2 separate regions of the Homo sapiens genome follow, and region 2 is linked to region 1. The links are chromatin contacts, found by Hi-C in ENCODE. All regions are on one chromosome and are shown on one strand. The core of a region is the stretch at or near the end of the contact, and the rest is flanking DNA. Distances in the headings are between cores, read along the strand shown. Region 1 holds the start of TMEM18 (transmembrane protein 18). Region 2 overlaps LINC01250 (long intergenic non-protein coding RNA 1250).

Region 1 (2,700 bases), core at 1-2,500:
AGGAGTTCAAAACTAGCCTGGCCAACATGGTGAAACCCCGTCTCTACTAAAAATACAAAAAAAATTAGCCAGGTGAGGTGGCGAACACCTGTAATCCCAGCTACTCGGGAGGCTGAGGCAGGAGAATAGCTTGAACCCAGGAGGCGGAGGTTGCAGTGAGCCGAGGTCCCACCATTGTGCTCCAGCCTGGGCGACAGAGCGAGACATCGTCTTAAAAAAAAAAAAAAAAAACCAGGAAAGCCAAGCCCGAGATTTCCCAAACTCAGCAACAACAGTCGTGATGTTTTGAGAGGAAGGTTGAGAAACACAAAAGAGAGGAAGATGCACTATCTACCTAACGGGATGTTCCTGGAGTTGAATACAGGAAGAATAGAGAAAAATATCAATGAAAGAAATGTTTTCCCATAAGAAGAAACCATGACCTTCTACACTGAAATGAGAGAATGCATGTTAAGTAGCATAAGCAGAAATGACCACACTGTGGAAAGATTTTAAGAAAGATCTGGGAGGGGTTAAAGCTATTAAAAAAAAAAAAAAGTCCACCACTAGAACTATTTTTAGAAACATTAAACTAGTTCAAGAGCTAACATATGCAATTAAAGTATATACACTTAATAATTCATGATGTTAAAATAACAGAATGTTTAATTTGAAAATGTCAAAGTTGGGGTATAGATGTTAAAATAAAGGGAAAAAATTCGCTGGAAGAAAATTAACTTTATATTTTTGTATCTGTCGTTGAACAACGAAGTGAAGCGTAAGAACATCTGGTAAATCTCCAAAGTGAAGACAGATAACCCTAAGCTGACCCAGACTAAGAGTGCACTGCCCTTAGGGTCGCGAGAGCAGACACCTTCCCAAGTCCTGCAGGGTCCGAGGAGTGGGCAATGTCCCCGGCTCCTGCAGGGTCTCGGGGCGGACACCGTCCTCATTGATGCTCTGACCCTTCTAGGGAGTCCCAGGTGGGACAGGGCTGGCGTGGCGGTACAGCGCCCTGAGCCTTTGAAACAAACCTCCTAAATTCCACCCGCCTCCGCCTGCTCCTCTGTTAACGAACTAAAGACGCCCTCGGCCTCCTGGCGGAGCGAGCACAAGTCCCACAGCAGCGTAGTAAGTTTTCCGTATTACAGCGACCACCAGGAAATATCGCGATATCTGGACCTAGCAATGCCATGAAATTACCGCGAGAGGAAGCAAGCGCAAGTTTCGTGAGAAGGGCAGATCTCACGAGAGAGGATTTGGCGCCCTCCTCTGTGGATTCTGGCCAGGCCGGGTTCGGCGGTTGCTGTGAGAGCGGGCTTCCCAACACCATGCCGTCCGCCTTCTCTGTCAGCTCTTTCCCCGTCAGCATCCCAGCCGTGCTCACGGTAACTCGCGGCCCGCGTAACCACCAGTTCGGGGGAGGACGGCGGAGAGGCGTAGGGTAGGCCCCACAGAGCACCCGGCCTGTGGCCAAGAAGGCCCCGGCCGTGGGCGGGGCCTTGTGGCGGAGCGCGCGCGCTGGGCAGGGTCCTGAGACCTGTGGGAGTGGCTCGGGGCCGGCGTCGGGGGCGCGCGCTGTGGGCGGGGTCCTGGGCCCTGTGGGAGGGGGCCGGGGCCGGGCGTCGGGGCGCGAGCGCTAGGCGGGGTCCTGGGCCGTTGGGCGGGGAGGGGCGGGGCCGGGCGGGGCCTTGTGGAGGAGCGTGCGCAGTGAGCTGGCTCCGGCGCTCTGTGGCCCGGGCTTGGGCTGGGCTGGCGTCCTGCACCGTGCGGGCGTGGCTGAGTTGTGTGGGCGGAGCGCGAGGGGTAGGGCTTTGTTCGTGTGGGAGGTGCACGCCGGCCAGTCCAGCGTCTTGCGGGCGGGGCTTGGGCCATGTGGGCGGATTCTGGCAGTGCGGCGGGGCGTGCGTGGTGGAGCCTGATCGTGTGGGGTGGCACGGAGGAACGCTGCCCAGTGTGGGCGGGGCGTGCGCCGTGCCGGGTTCGTCTGACAGATCCCAGGGGAGCCCACGCCCCACGTGGCCGCCAAGGGGTGACATGGGCACTCGATGGGGTCTGGGCAGAAAGCCGTGCTCCCCTCACCTCCGTGCCTCTGGTCTTCTGGTGGGTGCATTGATGGGAGTAGATGCGCTTGTGTCCTTATGTCATGGCGCGGCTCTGGAGAAGCCGCTGCGGTCCCCAGCAGAGAGTAGTGACACAGGAGTTCTGGAGGGCTGTGCCGGGCTGCAGCTTGGAGGGCAGGGCGGGGCTGCAGCTTGGAGGGCAGGGCGGGGCTGCAGCTTGGAGGGCAGGGCTTGTCTTCTGCAGGAGGGCGCTCAAGGAGGGGATGGGGAGGGTTGAGGACTGCTGGGATTGGCATCTGAGCATCAGGTGGGGACTGAGCAGCAGTGGATCTGAGCCTGGCTACTTCAGGTCCCTGAGCCAGACACTGTCCCCAGGTACAGCAGGGTCCCGGGGAGTCCAGGAGGCGGCGGAGTGCGGCACTGTCTGGAGAGTTCAGTGTATTGCAGAGAGGTTGGAGAAAATCAAGTCTTGCACGTGGCGATGGCTCAAGATTCCCTGAGGTCTTCAGTGCTGACTAAGGAGTCTGAAATGATGATTCATGTTTTACCTTTGGGGCTGAGCCAAGTGCATCTCTTTGAGCAATCGTCTTAATTTCCTTGTCGTCACCAATTATCATAACCAATTATCATCGTAAAGGATGGTAATTCCTTTAATTAT
Region 2 (2,700 bases), core at 134-2,633, 2.2 Mb before region 1:
GGGAGGAGAAGGCGAGAGGGGGACAGGAAGCCAGGAAGGAATTCCTGTGAACCAGGGAGGCCATCGACAGAGCTGAAGCTAAGAGCTCTCATACAGAGAGGGGTCAGTGCAGGACCAGGCAATATGCCTGTTAGAGGCTTGAAGAAAAAGAAGAGGATAGTGGCATCCAGCCAGTGTGGATGACTTCTAGTGGACCAGAAGTACCTTCTGCCATGCTCCTTGGGTGAAGGCCATCATATCTTCCTCCTCTCATGCTTCTCTGCCTCTGTGCAGACCCTCTGTGCAGACATGCATTCGGATGTTTTTTGAGCAGGTCTGTGCCTTTCCTGGAGTGGGAGTGAGGCTTTGATTCCCTCGAAATCACCCTTGGCACTGCTTCTCCTAGGCTAGAGCTGCAGTTCTGTCCCCCTTACTCTTGAAAAAGCACGTGGGGAGGAGTGCCCCATCAGGAGGTGCCTCTGGTCCAGCCTTCCTCTCGTCACTTCCAGGCTTGCACCACAGCCGTGGGGAGAGCCTGGGATTCCAGCCTGGGCGGCAGAACCTCCCAGGTCCTCCTTCCCTCCCTTGGCAGTTGGCGCTGAGTTCTGATACCTGCTTCTCACCTCCCCTTTGATTTTTGCGACCTGTTTGGATGACTCCCTGGCTTACTGAACTCAGCTCTCAGCTTGATTCTTGATTCTGTATATTTGCTGAATAAATATTGAATGAATGGAGGCCTTTGATCTCCCCACCACTGACAGCTCTTGGAGAGAAACTTCCATGGCCTTGATCTTCTGAGAACCTCGCTGGCCACCTGAGGATGGCTTGTGATGTCTTACCTGAAGAACTGGTGTTGTCTAGGTTAAGTCACATTCTTTTCTGTGAGGCATGAGCAGACCTTGGATGAGACGTTAGAGTGAATGAGAACACCCACAAAAAGTTTTGTAAAGTCTTTGTCTTTCCTGTTAATATTTGGCAACTTGTGTCTCCTCTAACCTAGGGGGTGGTGACTGCCTCTTCCACGTCCAGGAGCAGACCTTGGTCACCATGGAGATGCTTCCTGCTGAGAGCTGCTCACAAAGACTGTACCATGAAATTTGCTTTCCTTTTCTCTTTCAAGGCTTCTCTTTTCATAATGACTTTCAAAACCCAGCAAATGGGAAATGTGTAGGAAGCAGTGAAGGCAGTCCTGCTGTAGCTGGGGGTGCATCGCGGCTTCTGGGAGGGCTGAGACACTGCCTTCATGTGACAAGTATTTTAAACACTGCACCCCATCCTGGAGGGCAAATTGCCCTCCTCAACCAAGTCAGACTTCACAGCAAAGCTGAAACTCATTGCTTTGGCAGCCTCCTCCTCTGTGAGTTGCAGTTCCACATTTTGACAACACTCAAAGCACTCGTGCTTATCAGAAACGACAAAAGATGCTGCCTCGAGATTCTACTGTATCTCTGTGTTTAGAATTCATATCAGTGTTAAAGAAAATTGAAGAACAGTCCTCCCATTATTTTACATATCACTGATGGGCGAGTGGACCATCAGTGATATCAGAAAGGTTATCAGTTTGGTAAGACTAGTGTTTCCAAGTTCTTCTCTCCTACTTTGTAATTATGAAGAAGAAAACACCTGTCCTCTGTGGCAGGGCCTTTTCCAAGTATTGAGTTAAATCAGGAAGTGGAGACTCTGCCCAGGTTCTGTTCTAACACTGAGTGAGCCTGGTCAAGTCACTTGCCTTCTCTGGGATTAACTTATTCACAAAAGGAGTCATTTCAGCATGCATATTCTATGCCACTTGTGTATTCTCTCATTGGCATTTCCTAAGGGGCTCATGTAAAGTGAGGCAGGAAAGAATGAACAATAAAGCCTGACTCGATTCATTACTAGTTATCAAATTCACTTGGGTTGATCTATTTGTATTTAATAATATTTGTCAGTAGGACTGCAAATTACTAATATGAACTGTAGAAAATGAGAAGAAACAAGGAGCCCCACAATAAAACTAAAACACTCCTTCCATAGAGATAGGTGTTTGAGGAAATAAATTCATGGTTATTATTCTATGGGCATATGTGTTTGTGTGCATTTGTTTGTTTATGACTGAAGTGATTCATCCCATACCTACTGTTTGTAACCTACCTTTCTTACTTGTCTACATATAAACAGTTTTATACATTCAACATAAAGACTAGTCTCTATTTTTCTACTGTATTTTTTTTCTGTGATGAAATAGTGTGCCTTCACATTGAGGTACCAGATTACCCTGTCACTGAAGAACACTGAGGTTTATAAATTTGGAAAGGAGAGCTTCATTTCTCCTAAAGGGCTGCAGCCTGCAGACCAGCCATTCTGACTGGCTGGGAAGTGTAGCCTCCAGACAGAAGCTGGAAACAGACACTAGGAGGCAGGGGCAAAGGGAACAGGGATTTTTTGTGAGTGAGGTTGCTGAATATAAATATTCAATAAGCTATAGGAGGAGTCGTGAATATTTATGAAATGAAAAATGCAGGCACGTGCAATTGAGCTTCATGCCTCCTCGACCCATGTTAAAGAAAAATGGTGCTGATAGCTTGATTTGAGGGTAGAGTTTTCTGCTTTCAAAAGGTGCAGCAGAAGACATGAAGACCCTTATTCTTCATCCTTCTAGACTGGCCAGAACCACTCCCTGGCCCCCTGGCCAGTGGTCTGTTATCAGGAAGGAAAGCTGCTCAATTGTGGTACTGAAAT

The links. Hi-C counts contacts between places; a loop is a spot of excess contacts on that map. Pooled maps may share reads with other maps.
Region 2: a map with no recorded cell type shows a loop between it and region 1 (9-fold over the local background). The contact joins the enhancer-like site here to the promoter of TMEM18 in region 1. A Hi-C loop is called at or near these places in 2 of 37 single-sample maps with no recorded cell type and 3 of 50 pooled maps.

The regions. Positions count from the first base shown.
Region 1 is chr2:675,956-678,655 of GRCh38, reverse strand. TMEM18 (transmembrane protein 18) reads left to right here and starts at 1,250. Exons shown (of 5, transcript NM_152834.4): 1 at 1,250-1,367. The coding sequence starts at 1,311. It overlaps TMEM18-DT (TMEM18 divergent transcript), which reads right to left and starts at 1,284. Exons shown (of 3, transcript NR_183417.1): 1 at 1,183-1,284. RefSeq lists enhancers at 1,108-1,177, 1,208-1,307, 1,210-1,975 and a silencer at 1,468-1,717.
Region 2 is chr2:2,900,119-2,902,818 of GRCh38, reverse strand. All of the region lies in intron 5 of LINC01250 (long intergenic non-protein coding RNA 1250), which reads left to right. Among named protein-coding and RNA genes, the nearest start is that of LINC01250, 220 kb to the left of the region's middle. Within about 2 kb of position 1,383, at least 5 of the 41 ENCODE cell types and tissues checked have a DNase peak (open chromatin) inside an H3K27ac peak, as active enhancers do.